Linked DNA regions of Homo sapiens: region 1 is linked to region 2. Evidence: chromatin loops called from intact Hi-C (ENCODE). Cell type or tissue: B cell. All regions are shown on one strand.

Region 1 (8,000 bases), 74 kb after region 2:
GAGATTAAAGGAATCTTAGAAACCACCTTCTTATCCCCCCTTCCTTTTGTACAGCTTTCCAAGCTGGCAGGCAGCCTGATGCCTGAGAAGGCTGGTGCCTTCTAGATCACAAAATGACCATGGGTTAAGACCGGAGAGAGAACCAGGGCCTTCCCCCACCCCAGGTAGAGTGGCTTCCCCATATGCGCTGTATTTCAGCATCAAATTTCCTATATTTCTGTCTCAAGTTTATGCTGTTTAGCAAAGAGCAATCCATTGGTTATTTTCTAATGAAAATATTATATCTCAGAGTTAAAACAATGTATACTCTCAAACAGCCTTTTGATAAGATACTAGCACCTGAATTACAAGAATAAGGACAAACTTCTCAATAGCATTAGTTTTTTCCTCCTTATTTGCTTATTTTCATAATGCAATTACATCAGCATAAGCTAAAGTCCTGTCACCTTAATTACCTGACTCTTTTATGGCTAGTTACTTGTGAGAGGTTTATGTCCACTCACTTCATAATAAATGACCATAATTTTTGAAATGATGATTTGTTTCACTTATTATACATGTGTTTAGTGTGCATACGGATAACAGTAAATATTAAAACAATTTCCATGTGAAAAATGTCCTTGAAATCCAACAAATATCTGCTGAAATTCAAGCAACAGAAATTATTCAACAATCTTGAACACTTGTGATTCATGTCTTCTCTGAGTCACCCAACCAAGTATCAAAATAGAGAAAAGGACAACAGAACATTCTCAACTTCCAAAAATTAGCAGCTTTCAGATATAGAGAAGACTGGAGGAAAAGAATACTGGTCCTCAGGCCTGAGTGCCCAGTGATCAACCTAAAGGGCAGATAATAGTAACCCTAACCTCTGAGGTGACCAGCAGAAAAAAAATTATCTCTGGAGAAAAGATTCCCTCCCTGTATACTATTTTAATTACAAAATAATTCTAATCTCATTTGGAAAGTTGATGCTAATTTTTTGGTGTTGTTGTTGTATGTGTGGGGTTTCTTTTTTGTTGTTGTTTTTTGGTTTTTGGTTTTGCTAAGCCATCTACATGTGAAATTTAACTATATAATGCAGATACATAAACCACTTAAGTCACATGCCCTACTTCAAGATTTGAAACAATTTGCTTAAATGCTTTCCAGTTAAAAAGTAGTGTTAAAAATGAAGTATAATTACCTTTCCAAAGTCACGAACATCAAACAAGTCAAATGCCTCGAAAAGTTCACTTTTCCTCATTCCAAACGTCTCACAACAGGCCGTGAGAAATGTCCTTATGTTCTTCAAACAGAGAAACTGAGGAATGGAAAAGAGCTGTTAGCATAAAGTTAATTATTCTGAATGCTATCCACCCTCTGTAACACTCAAGACTGCTCTAAAAATGACAAGAAAGCATCAAGCAGCCTTTGAAGTTGCTTTTCAATTACTCATTCAGCAGTACTGACCGAGCCTGCAGTCTCTCTCAGGCACAGGTGATACAGCTGTGACCAAGGCAATTTCTACCCTCATGAAACTTACATTCTAATATGAAAAGACAGACAAAACAGACAAAGCAACAAACACAAATAAGCAAGTATTTTTACTTTCATATGGTGGTAAGTGCAATAGAGAAAAATAAAACCTGGAGGAGGGATCAGGAGAGTTGGTGGGGCTGGGTGGGGGAACTTAAACAGGATGGTTAGAGAAGGTCTCACAGAGAAGAGGATGGTGGAGCAGAGATCTGAGGTGCAAAAGGAGCAAGCCATGGAGAACCGTAGCACACAACAGCCCAGACTAAAGAAGTGTTCCATACCAAGGCCCTGACATAGAGGCCTCTGAGCGTGTCTGAGAAAGGGGTCAGTGCAGCAAGGCAGAGTGAGTAATGGGGGGAAAAGGAGGAAAGATGGAAAGCTAGTGGGGTCAGATGATGAAGATCTTTATGGGACAGTTTTTACTCTGACTGATATGGGAGGTCATTGGAGGCCTTGGCCAAAAGGAGGACATAATCTGATGGTTTAAAAAGGTCTTTTTGGCCTGTTGTGCTGAATATAGAGTGAAAGGGGCCGGAGCTAGGGTGGAGGCAGGAAAACCAGACATAAGGCTCTTGCAATAACCCAGGTGAGAGACAACTGTGGGAAGACCAGAGTGTGGTCACTTTTTGACTGTGTTAAATCTGAGAGGCCTATTAGTCATCCAATAAGTGTGGAGTCCAGGGGATAGGTGTGTACTTCAGACAGAAATATGGGAGTCTTTAGTGTACAGAGGACTGTTAACCATGACACTGGCTGAAATGACTGTGGAATAGAGCAAAGAAGAGGAGAGTACCTGAGCCAGGAAACTTTAAAGGATCAGGAAAAGAGGAGGAGCTCACAAAGGAGTCTTAGTAAGAGTGACCAGTTAGGAAGTAGGAAAACCAGGAGATAGGGTTTTCCTGAAGCCAAGTAAAGAATGTGTTTCTAGATGAAGGGAGTGAAAAACTATATCAGATGCTGCAGACGGCCAAATAGGATTTAGACCAACGGATTGGTCAACACTGCCCATGGATTCTGGCAGTGTGAAAGTCACGGGTACCTTGACAAAAGCAGGCTCTATATGGAGGAGTGGGATGAAAGGCCTCTTGGAGTTGGTTTCAGAGACAAAGAGAGAAAAGGAAGTGAAGACAGAATATAGACTCCTGAGTTTTGCTGCAGAGGAGAACAGAGAAATGGTCAAGAGTTTTAAGAAACAGCAGAAGATGTCGAGACATGTTTCTGTTTTGATGGGAATAACCTGATAGAGAGGGGAAAGCTGGTAACAAAGCAGAGAAGGACAGTTCCCCAAATGTAGTCCTGATTAGGTGAAGTGGGGAGAGATCAAGTGTTTAAGTGCAGCAGCTGACCTTAGAGAAGAGCATGGTCAACTCATCCACACTATAACAGGGAGATAGGAGGGAAGGCAGACACTACTGACTACTTAAAAAAACAAAAGTTAAAATTTGCTTTCAGTGTCTAAAAGACTCAGATCCACCTAAGCAAAATACACACATACCCTAACTGCAGTGGCACATATTTTTTTAAAAATATACATGTGAAAACTTTAAATAGATGCATTTTATTATATGTAAGTTATACCAAAATAAAGTTTAAAAAAATGGAAAAAAACCTACTAACCATCAAAAAGTGAGCAACGTATTAGCTAATTATTGTATCTTTGCTTTTTTAAAAGTGTTGCCAATGTCTTAATTCATTGTTTTGTTTATCTTGGTTTGTTTTTTTAATTTGCAGAAAGCATATCTTTTTTTACTTCATCTATTAATACATTTGAAACATTTGGATTATTCATAGGCTTAACTTAGACACACTTTACCCTTCACGGGAATCATTCTCAGAGGCTTAAATATTTCAGGAGGGATTAAAACCACAAGGGAAGCATCATAAACCCTTTGAAACACAAAGGCAGCAGGTAATCAGCACATGCAGTTACTGCTTTCACTTTAAAAAATTCATAAGAGACCTTTAAGACACAGAATCACTCTGCATGTAGCTCTTCCACATAGAATTGCTTATTTACAGATTAAAAGCCTTGTATTCTACCAAGACAGATAATAATTACTCTCTTGGGGATTATGCAACTGCTCTCTTGCAATATCGTTTACATAATTAAGTGCCTGACTCATAGCTCACCAAGGAACAAAGCATAATTGCACACACCACGCTCTGAAGATTTCCCACCAAACTCAAACTTTCCCCACCTGTAGGGAAAGCTGCAGAAGACTTCCATAAAGTGCTTTGATCACTAATTCAGAAAAGCAAGTATTATTACTAAAAGTTAAAACAATATGAAATATTGCATGCACAGAAGATTTAAAAAGAGGCCTTCCCCTTACTTCTGGAATTCATCTTAAACTTACTTGTCCCTTAACTAGTTCAGATCTACTAAATTCCACAAATATTTACTGAATTTGAAAGTCACTTATATACTCTCACTTTTCCAGGCAATCCTCAAATTTGGTCACCCCTTTATTTATGTATTTTTCAGTTTTTGAATTCCTACAACATTACACATACTGGAAATGTTAAAAATGAACAAGACAAAGCTCTTCCTCAAGCTTCTCTGTTAAATTTATCAGGAGATTTTCCCACTGCTCCAAAATTTGACTAAATTAGTGCTGAGTCTAGTGCGAGCCTAGTGTTATTCACTAGGCTCACACTTCACTCAATGCTCACAAGTGTGTGGCTCTGTGCACATATAGGAACAGAGCTGAGGAATAGAGGAAGTGAGGCTGCCAGCCTGCCAGCAGTCCACTCCAGGACTTTTGCTTTGCTTTTACCAAACTGATTTTTTTTCCAGTTTATTTATTTTATTTTTTTGAATTTCAGAACAAAAGTTGAAAGAATACAATGAACATTCCATCTACATGCAACAATTGCAACATAGTGCCATATATGCTTTTGCACCTATACCCTTTATATATTTATAAATGTATTATGTTCAGCTATTTGAAAATGAATTACAGATAACACTTGACTCCTAAATACTCTGACTCTACCTGCAACTCCCAGGAATAAGGACATTTTTCCTACAGATCAACAATACCATTATATCTAAGAAAATTAACAATAATTTCATATTATCTAATATCCATTCCATATTCAAATTTCCTCAATTGCCCACTTTTAGTACTAGGATCCAGTCATGTTTTACCCACTGCATTTGGCAGTTTTATCTTTTAGTCAGTATCTTTTAATCTAAAAATACTTTTGCCTTTATTCTTCTTTAATGACATTGACTTTTTGAAGAGTCCAGGCTGGTTGTCTTACAAAATGTCCTAAATTCTGCATTTGTTTGGTTGTTTCTTCATGGTATCATTAAACCTATTATTCTTTCACTTGTATTTCCTGTGAACTGAAAGCTAAATCTAGATTCAAATTAAACAGTTCTGATAAAAGTACTTCATACTGTGAACTTCATATTTCATCACATCAGAAGACACAAAATGTTAGGGTGTCCCATCATTACTGAGGCTAAACTCAATCATTTAGTTAAGATGGTTACTGCCACATCTCTCTACTGTAAAGGTACATGTCCCCCCTTTATAGCAGTAAGTAACCCAGGGGTGAAGATGTGGTACCATGTGGCTGTCCTATTTCCCAATAATTTTTCACAATGGGATTAGTATTCCTTGATCATCCTTGCTTTAATTATTCCATATGAGACTTTAAAATAGTGATTTTTCTAACTCTATCATTCTTTTCTTACTTACACGCTAGTATTCTTTTGTCAAAAAACAGAAAAAAAGCTTCCCCTGACCTCCCTTTTTTTCTATTTTTGTAATAATCAATTGCCATCATTATTTTTTTAATGCTCATATTGTCCCACGTTTGGCCACTGGGAGTCCCTTCAAATTGGTTCATGTTTCCTTTCAACATAATTAATAATTACAATAATATTTGTTTCATTGCTTTCTTATATCAAGTTGTCCCAGGTCCATCTCACATTTTCACTGCTGTAGCTCTGGAATCAGCCATTTCTCCAAATAAGTCTTATTTTCATTTATACAATAAATAGTATTTGGAAACCACCATGCTGCTCCTAGAATACAAGAGCCAATTACATGAGAAGAACAAATACCTCCACCATTTGCTTAAGCAATCTATCACTTGCAACAGAACGGCTCATATACACAGGATTGGCCTAACTGGCCTCTAATGTTCCTCTCAGAAAATTCTATAATTTTCTTTGTGGAGTGCATAATAAGCCAATTCTTATCTCACTGTGTTCAGACAAAAAGAAAATTGAGATAACTGAAGAAAACTGATGAATGTATGATTTTATGGCTAGAGATAGGGTGTTTTGGCACAACATTACTTGAGTGTTTTTTTTTCCCAGTCTATTCATTCTTTGAGATTAGAAGTTATCTGCTAGACCTTTGAATCATCTGAAGCAGCTTCAAATATACTGCCTTCAGAGATATTTTATGAGTCAGAAGGGCAAATCCAGCTCACTGTTTCATAACCATACCTATTTTTGACAAAAAAAAAAATTGTACAACTTTGCTAAATCATCTAACTTATTTACATAAGTTAACTTAACAATTTGTTAGAATTTAGAATTTCAGGACTTAGAATTAAATAACTTTAAATTTCTTTAAATATTCAGTGTATCCATATAAGAGTTGCCAAGTAAGGATACACAAAAGTTTAAATAGCCATGCATCCTCATTTAACAAATATTCATGAGGTGCCTCTTATGCACTAGGCATAATGAAACTCCATAAAACAAATCCCCAATTGGGTAGTGATTTATTAATATATTAAACAAATGTTAACTGAATAAAAATGCCAAGAGCTGGGTACAAGAAAAGCAAACATGATCCAGACTCTATACTCAAAGGCTTATTATAGTGAGACAGAACATACAGACAAGTGAGTCCACGGTTGCACAATAGTTTGGCAAGTGCAATGAAGAATACATTCAGATGCTCCTTGAGAGCCCTAGGGTATCAGGGACAGCTTTCTGGAATAACTGATACATGAGGTAAGAAAGGATGAGTGGGAGTCACCTACATAAAGAGAAGGAGTGGTTGGTGTTTAGAAGGCAGAAAGGCAATTTCCAGACTTGCAGTGAGAGGATGCTCCAGTCAAACGGCAAAGAATGTGCATGAAAGCATGGACCACTTGGGGCAGTGGAAGCGGTTGAGATGGACACTTCTCTGGACAAGAGCGCTGACAGAAGGAACAGAAGAGGGGAGCTGGGATGTCCATGGCATGCCAAAGAGATCTTGGCTTTGTCCTAGAAGTGATGAGGTTAAAAGGTCTTAATTAGAAAACTGGAGGCCAGATGCGGTGGCTCATGTCTGTAATCCCAACACTTCAGGAGGCCGAGGTGGGCAGATCACCTGAGGTCAGGAGCTCGAGACCAGCCTGGCCAACATGGCAAAACCTCATCTCTGCTAAAAATACAAAGATTAGCTGGCTGTGGTGGCACACACCTATGGTCCCAGTTACTGGGGAGGCTGAGGCATGATAATCCCTTGAACCTGGGAAATGGAGGTTGCAGTGAGCTGAGATCACCCCACTGTACTCCAGCCTGGGCAACAAAGTGAGATTCTGTCTCCAAAAAAAAAAAAGAAAAGAAAAAAAGCACCAAAGGAAAGCGGAATACTCAGCTTTGCATTTATGATTATTGGTGTTGTAGTGATGTTTCGGTGCTTGCTATGTGTCAAGCTCTATGCTAAATGTTTATGCCATTCAATCCTCACAACAATCCAATCAGAAAAGTTTTAATTTTTTTTTAAACACATACTGAGGCTTAGAGATTTACCAACATTTACATAACTGCTTTTGCCAAAGCAATGGAGTCAGGATTCAAATCCAGACATTCTGGCTACAGGGCCCATATCCTTAACTACTATGTTATATTAACTCCATTTTTGCAGCTTATAGAATTAAATGTTTTTCTTCTTACTAGAGAGATGATGTGGCATAGGAAGACAAGACAAGGACAACCAGGACATTATCATATAATTTAACAAGAAATAATGGGATTTAGACTAGGATAGTAGAAGGAGAGATGGGAAGAACTCCAGGAGATTACATGGAAAAGAAATATTTGGTAATTGATTGACTGTGTGTGGGGACGCAGTGGGAGAGAAAAGAGAAGACCTCAGAATTATAACTGTACCTCTCTCTGCCTTGGGCACTGGAAGGATAGCAGGGCATTCACTGAAAATGGTAACTTAGCAAATTGGGGGACATAGTATGTGAAAAGGAGGCCAGGGAGTCAGTTAATTCTTGTCTTCACATATAAAAACTCCCAGTAATTAGATGCTGCCTAGCCTCTCTCTCAGGTATATCCAGTGAAAAGTGATGTATTCTAACAACAAAGCCATGTGTCTTCAACAACCATGCGTAGCCTCTCTCCCTCTTCAGAAGGGCATGAATAGCTCGCTTATTTCAAGGTGAGGAAGGAAAATGGTAGAAAAGCACTCAATATCAATGCACATAACTTCCGAAGAAGAAAGTTTAACACCATC
Region 2 (8,000 bases):
AAAAAAGAAGGTGGGTGATTGTTGTCTGGCATAAATATAGAATAATATGTAAATTAATATAGTAACTTACTTTCCACCAATAATTTTTCCTTGAAAAATTTTTATTGATGTATACTAGATGTACATATTTCCAGAGTACATGCTGTAATTTGATACATTCATATACTTTGTAAATATCAAATCAGGGCAATTGGCATATACCTCAACTTAAATATTTAACTTTTCTTTATGCTGGGAATGTTCAAATTATTCTCTTCCAGCCATCTTGAAATGTACATAGAGTCATGCTAACTACAGTCACTTTAGTGATCTATCACAGGCTAAGATTTATTTTTTCTATCAAATTGTATATCTGTAGCCATTAGCCAACTTCTCTTCATCCCTCCCTCCCTCCTTCCCTTCCTGGACTCTGATAACCACCAATCTCTCTCTGTCTTCATAAGACTCACTTTTACAGCTCCCACATATGAGTGAGAACATGTAATATTTGATTTTCTGTGCTTGGCTCACTTCACTTAACATAATGATCTCCAGTCCCATCCATGTTGCAACAAATGACAGGATGTCATTCTTTATGGTTGAATAATATTCCATTGTGTACATATATCACATTTTCATTACCTATTCATCTATTGTTGGCATTTAGGTCGATTCCATATTTTGGTGTTTGTGAATAGTGCTACACTAAACATGGGAGTGCAGATAGATACCTCTTCAATATATTTATTTCCACTATTTTGGATATATAGTCAGTAATATAAGTGCTAGGTTATATAATAATTCAATATTTAATTTTTTGAGGAATCTCCAAACAGTTTTCTATATTAGTTTTACCATTTACATTCCCACCAACAGTATATGAGGGTTCCATTTTCTCCATATCCTCACCAGCATCCATTATTCCCTGCCCTTGTTATAAAAGCCATTGTAACTGGAGTGAGATGATGGTTCATTGTGGTTTTAATTTGCTTTTCTGTGATTATTAGTGATGCTGAACATTTTTTCGTATAAATATTAGCCATCTGTATGTCTTCTGAGAAATTTTTACTCAGATATTCTACCTATTTTTTGTAATTTCAACTCATATTTTAGATTCAGGAGGTATATGTGCAGATTTGTTACATGGGAATATTGCATGATGCTGAGGTTTGGGGAACAAATGATCCCACCACCCAGGTAGTGAGCATAGTACCCATTTACCTATTTTTTAAATCAGTAATTGTTCTTTTGTTGTTGAGTTCCTTATATATTCTGGTTGTTAATCTCTTGTTATATGGATAGTTTGCAAATATTTTTTCTCATTCTGTGAGTTGTCTCTTCACTTTGTTGATTGTTATCTTTGCTGTGTAGAAACATTTTGCCTTTATATAATCCTATTTGTCTATCTTTGCTTTGGCTGCCTGTGCTTTTGAGATCTTACACAAAAAATATTTGCCCAGACTTATGTTCTGGAGCATTTCCCCAGTGTTTTCTTCGAGTAGTTTCACAATTTCAAGTCTTAGATTTAAGTCTTTAATCCATTTTGCTTTTTGTATATGATGAGAGATAGGGGTTTCGTTTCATTCTTCTACATATGGTTATCCAGTTTTCCCAGTACTACTTATTAAAGAAACCACCTTTTGCCCACTGTATGTTCTTGGAGCCTATGTCTAACATGAGTTGGCTGTAAATGTGTAGGCTTATATCTGGGTGGTCTATTCTGTTCCATTGGTCTACATGTTTGTTTCCATGCCATGCTGATTTGGTTACTATATTTTTGTAGTATATTTGGAAGTCAGATACTGTGATGCCTCCAGCTTTGTAGTTGTTGCTCAGAATTGCTTTAGCTATTCAAGGTCATTTGGGGTTCCAGATAAAATTTAGAACATTTTTCTATTTCTGTGAAGAATATCACTGATATTTTGATAAGGACTGCATTGAATCTATAGATTGCTTTGAGTAGCACTGTCATTTGAACTGTTAAAGCAAACTAAGTATGGCCTGAGAAGGACTTTATACTTCTATATTTGAGTCCTTGTGGATGAACTGCAACCTGAATTAATAGGTAGATGAGATGGAAAACCTAACTTAGAAGTATGCACCTGTAACAATAGCTGAGTGTTGGCCAATCTCAGAGGCCACACTTCAACCACTCATAGACTATTGAGTGTTCAAATTGTGTTCAAATAAGGCAAACACCAACCTGTAACCAATCCAGCTGTTCTGTATCTCACTTCCAATTGCTGTATATCACTTTACTTCTCTTGTCTATAAATTTGTTCTGACCACAAGGCACCCCTGGAGTCTCTCTGAATCTGCTGTGATTCTGGGGGCTGCCAGATTCATGAATTGTTCATTGCTCAACTAAACTCATTTAAATTTAATTCACCTGAAGTTTTTCTTTTAACAGAACAATATTAATTCTTTCAATCCATGAGCATGGAATATCTTTCCTTTTTTTGGTATGTGCCTCTTCAATTTCTTTCGTCAGCATTTTTTTATGTGTTTCTTTTTTTTATTATTATACTTTAAGTTCTGGGGTACATGTGCAGAACATGGAGTTTTGTTACATAGGTATACATGTGCCATCTCTTCATCGGCATTTTAAGGTTTACATTATACAGATCTTCCACTTCTTTAAATTAATTTCTAGTTATTTTATGTTCTTTGTAGCTATTGCAAATGAGATTGCTTTCTTGATTTCTTTTTCAGATTGTTCACTGTTGGCTTACATAAATGGTACTGATTTTTGCATGTTGGTTTTGTATGCTGCAACTTTACTTATTCTTTTTTTGTTCTAACAGGGTTTTTTTTGTGGACTCTTTAGATTTTTCTAAATAAATGTTCATGTCATCTGCATATAACGATAATTTGACTTCTTCCTTTCCAATATGGATGGCCTTTATTTCTTTCTCTGACCTCACTGCTCTGGCCAGGACTTCCAGTATTATGTTGAATAAAAATGGGCATCTCTTTTTCCAGATCTTAGCAAAAAGGCCTTCAATTTTTCCCCATTCAATATGCTATTGACTATGGGTTTGTCATATATGGCCTTTATTATTTGGAATTATGTTCCTTCTATTCTTAACGTTTGTTGAGGATTTTTATCATAAAGTGATGTTAAATTTTATCAAACGTTTTTTCAGCATCTATTGAAAAGATCTTATAGTTTTGTTCTTGGTTAGGTAAAGAGGATACATTACATTTATTAATTTGCATATGTTGAACTATCATATCCTAGGATGCATCCCACTTGATCATAGTGAATGGTCTTTTTAATGTGTTGCTGAATTCAGTTTGCTAATATTGTGTTGAGGACTTTTGTATCTGTGTTTATCAGTGATATTGGCCTGTAGTCTACTTTCTGTTGTGTGCTTGTCTGGTTTTGGTATTAGGGTGATGTTAGCTTTGTGGAATAAGTTTGAAAGTATTTCTTCCTCTTCAGTTTTTTTTTTTTTTGAAGAGTTAGAGTTGAATTGGTATCAGTTCTTTAAATGTTTGGTAGAATTTAGCAGTGAAGCCATCAGGTCCTGGGCTTTTCTTTAATGAGAGACTTTTTATTACGGCTTCAATCTTGTTGCTCCTTATTGGTTTGCTGAAGTTTTCTATTTCTTCGTGGCTTAATCTTGTCAGGTTGTATGTGTCCAGGCATTTATCTGTTTCTTCTAGTTTTCCCAATTTGTTGGCCTATACTTATAATAGTTTCTAATGATTCTTTTTATTTCTGTGGTCTCAGTTGTTATGTCGCCTTTCTTGTTTCTGATTGTATTCATTTGGGCCTTCTCTCTTTTTTGGTAGTCTATTTAAAGGTTTGTCAATATTGTTTATCTTTTCAGAAAACCAACTTTTCATTTTTAAGGCTGGGTTTAGTTTGTTCTTGCTTTTCTAGTTCCTTGAGGTGCATTAGTTCATTTGAAGTCTTTATATTTTTTGATGTAGGTATTTACTGCTATAAACTTCCCTCTCAGTACTGCTGTTGCTGTATCCCACAGATTTTGGTATGTCATATTTCCACTTTAATTTGTCTCATGAATTTTAAAAATTTCTTTCTTAATTTATTCATTGACCCTTTGGTCATTTAGGAGCATGTTGTTTAATTTCCATGTGTTTGTCTCATTTCAGAGAGGTTCTTCTTGTGATTGATTTCTAGTTTTATTTCATTGTGGTAAAAAAATACATGTGATATATTGCTCTTTTAAATTTGCTGAGACTTGTTTCCTGGCCTAAGATACGGTGCATTTTGGATGAACTTCCATATGCTAATGAAAATAATGTGTATTCTACAACAGCTGGGTGACACATTCTGTAAAAGTCATTTAGGTCTATTTGGTCTAGTGTAGTAGTTTAACTCTGCTGTTTCTTTGTTGATTTTTTTATCTAGATGATTAATCCATTATTGAGAGTGGAGTGTTAAAGTCCATGACTGTTACTTTATTGCAATCTATCTCTCCCTTCAGATTTACTAATGTTGCTTTTGTGTGCTTTAGTGTTGGATGCATATTTATAATTGTTATATTTTCCTGCTGAATTGACCCCTTATATTATTAATATAGTCACCTTCTCTATTAGGCAGAGTCTAAAGTCTTTGACTAATAATCTGTTTATCTAAGTATAATTATTCCCCCCATTTTTTGGTTTTTACTTGCATAGAATATATTTTTCTATCCCATTACTTTCAGCCTACATGTGTCTTCATAGGTGAGGTGGGTTTCTTCTAGGAAGCATATAGTTAGGTCTTGTTTCTTTATGTATTCATCCAGCCTATGTCTTTTAATTGGAGAACTGCATCTGTTTATACTCAGTGCTATTACTGATGGGTAAGGACTTACTGGTGTCATTTTGTTGCTTGTTTTCTGGTTGCTTTGTAACTCCGTTCTTCCTTTTTTACTGTCTTCCTTTGTGGTTAAGTGACTTCCTCTGGTAACATGTTTTAATTCATTGCTTTTTCTAATTTTAGCATATCTATTATAGGTTTTAACATGTAGGTTACCATGAGGCTTACAAAAAAATCTTGTAGACATAACAAGTCATTTTACAGAGATGACAACTTATCACAGATCACCCCAAAAAAGAAACAAGAGAGAACTTTAATCTTTATTTTAACTCCATTCTCTCCACATTTTTGTTTTCTCAATTTACACATTTTTGTATTGACTATCTCAACAGGTTTCTGTAGCTATTATTCTTTTTGATACTTTGTGCTTTAGGATTCATACTAAAGTTATGAGTGTATTGTACATCATAATTGCAGTATTAAAGTATTCTGGGGCTGTATCCGAACTTCAGTTTTACCAGTGGGTTTTATACTTTCAAATATTTTTGGTTTTTTTTGTTTGTTTGTTTTGCACATTAATCTTTTCTTTCAGAATGAAAAACTCTCTTTAGCATTTCTTGTAAGACAAGTCTGGTGGTGGTGAATTCTCTAAACTTTTGTCTGTCTGGCAAAGATTATCTCTCTTTCATATGTGAAGGATAGCGTTGTTGAAACAATACTCTTGGATGGCAGCAGGGGTGGGGTGGGGGTTGGGTTTTTTTTTTGATTCCCCTGGCAGCACTTTGAAAATGTATGTTTTCTGTTGAGAAGTCTGTTGCCAGACCAACTGGAGTTCCTTTATATGTTATTTGCTTCTTTTCTCTTTCTGCTTTTAAAATCCTTTCTTTGTCCTTGACCTTTGAGAGTTTATTATGCTTCTTGGTAAAGCCTTATTGGGGTTGAATCTGTTTGCTGTTTCTCTGACCTTTCTGTGCCTAAATTTACCTCTTTCTCAAGTTTTGAAAAGTTGTCTACTGTTTCTTTGAATAATCTTTCTACTCCTCGCTCTTCTTCAACTCCCTCTCAAACACCAATAATTCTTATATTTCATCTTCTGAGCTAATATTCTATATCTCATACGTGACCTGTCATTCCTTTCCATTCTTTCTTTTTTCTCCTCTGTGTAATTTCAAATAGCCCATCTTCAAGCTCACTGATCCTTTCCTCTGCCTGAGCAATTGTGCTGTTGAGTCTCTCTCTGATAAATTTTGCAGCTCAGCAAATGTATTTCTCAGTTCCAAATTTGTTTGATCTTTTAAAATCATTTCAATCTCTTTGTTAAATTTCTCTGGTAAATTTATGAATTGCTTTTCTGTGTTATCTTGGAGATGACTGAGTTTCCTTAAAATTGCTATTTTGAATTCTTGTTCAGAGAGCTCACATATTGCTGTTTCATTAGGTTTGGTCACTGGTTCCCTTCTTTGTCCATTTGGGGAGGTCATGGTTCCCTGTTTACTATTGTTTCTTGTGGATGCATCTCCGTGTCTTTATTCCAGTCTTCTCTGTCTGGCTTGTTTTGTTTTTTGTTGGGTATGTTTGCTTATAGATTCTTTGTAATTTACCTGTTACATTCTTTTTTCTTTGCTAGGTTGTGGCCTCCTTTCCAGCATTAGATGGAACCTTAAACCCAGGTTTTCCTTGGCTCAAGCAAACAATTAGTGTGCTACTAGTCCCAAATGAGGGAGGTCTCAAAAGGGATACTAGCAGTGTGGGGAGGCTGGCTCAGGGTTTGTGCCCAGGATATCTGTGGAATGTACCACCTATAGCATGGTACTGAAAAGCCACTGACTTGGCATCTCCTTTGGCCAAGTTACAAAGCAGAGTTTCCAGGGCTACAGATGGTAGCCCTGCCTCTGCCTTTTGTCTCCAGTTGTCCTCAGGGATATTTCTCCCTTCAGGCCCTTGTGCTGCTTCCTATGGGTTTAGGCAGGGCAGGTCTCCTGTGAGGGAACACAAGACAATGGGGAAGATGGCTGTCCACCTCAATCTCACTTTTTCCAGTGTTAGAAACCATGAGTTGTGGAACATTTTCCATGTGCTTGCTGCTGGGCTGACTGGGGGAAAAGGCATCACAGATATGGAAGTTATAGTCTACCATCTGCTTGGAGTGTCTTTACTTCTCTGTGGCCCCAGGAACTCACTCATCCTCATACTGAGTTCTGGGATATTGTTAGTCTTGCTGCTGTACATTTGATTTTGGTTTTCTGTGGGGGCCATTGAAGCCAGCTTGCTTCTATGCCACCATTTTGAAATTTAAGTCTCCAATAATGGCTTTTACTATCTTCAACCCTTGAGGGTAAGAACATACGTTGGAATATTTGGTACAATTTTTCTTGCTGTGAAAATACCAATATTTTTATTGTAAATCCTCTATAATAAAGCACAGTGAACAATCCTAACCACCAGTTTTCTTCAAATGAGGTGTTGCTCAGTCCAACATTGTAGACCAAACCTAACATAACCACAAATGTTATAATGTACAGTGCATTTTATTTTCTAGGCTCATCACCCAAAAAAAAGAACTACAATCATTCCTCAGAATGCATGGAGGATTTGTTCCAGTACCTCCCTCAGATAACAAAATCTACAGATTCTCAAGTCCCTGATATAAAATGACATAATATTTGTATATAAGCAAGCACATACTCCCATATACTTTAAATCATCTCTAGATCCCTTATAATACCTAATACAATGTAAATGTAAATACTATGTAAATAGTTGTTATACTGAATTGTTTATGGATTAATGACAAGGAAAAAGGATGTACGTGTTCAGTACAGATGCTTTTTTCCTCATGTTTTCCATCTCTGGTTGGTTGAACCCAAGAACGCAAAACCCACAGTTCAGTACAGAAGGACGACTGTACATTAAAGCCACAGAAATTCTTGGTTTCTAGGTGTCAAAATGATCATTTCAAATCAGGGTACTTCTCTAAGAAAGGTCATTCCACTGCAAATTCTAACCCTTTCCTCGTGTTCCTTTGTCAAATATTTCATTTAAAATAGATATTTGAAAGAGTAGAGCTGGAAGCCACAGCAACTTTCTTTTCTTTGCAGTTAGGCTCAGTATTTAGAACCCAACTCTGCTGCTTCTCCCCTTATATAGTAGAAAATGTTATTACTCCCCACATTAAAAGAATCTGATTTATCCTTTGCTCTTATATTGGAAACAGGACTTTTAGAGATACTCTTAAAAGATTTGATTA

The links. Hi-C counts contacts between places; a loop is a spot of excess contacts. Peaks named below come from ENCODE experiments on the same cell type or tissue, not always from the same donor. Only the 100,000 strongest peaks of a DNase experiment are listed, where the experiment ranks them.
Region 1: it touches region 2 in a loop (2.8-fold over the local background); 6 of 110 quality-filtered maps call a loop at or near these places.

The regions. Positions count from the first base shown.
Region 1 is chr1:107,873,715-107,881,714 of GRCh38, forward strand. It overlaps VAV3 (vav guanine nucleotide exchange factor 3), which reads right to left. Exons shown (of 27, transcript NM_006113.5): 2 at 1,187-1,303. Among named protein-coding and RNA genes, the nearest start is that of MIR7852, 20 kb to the right of the region's middle. In B cell, no CTCF peak of the experiment used is centred here; a DNase peak (open chromatin) is centred at 4,217; H3K4me3 peaks cover 1,561 bases; H3K27ac peaks cover 2,986 bases.
Region 2 is chr1:107,799,460-107,807,459 of GRCh38, forward strand. The region is part of intron 2 of VAV3 (vav guanine nucleotide exchange factor 3); the gene reads right to left. Among named protein-coding and RNA genes, the nearest start is that of MIR7852, 94 kb to the right of the region's middle. In B cell, no CTCF peak of the experiment used is centred here; DNase peaks (open chromatin) are centred at 3,402, 4,862 and 5,540; H3K4me3 peaks cover 4,838 bases; H3K27ac peaks cover 7,924 bases.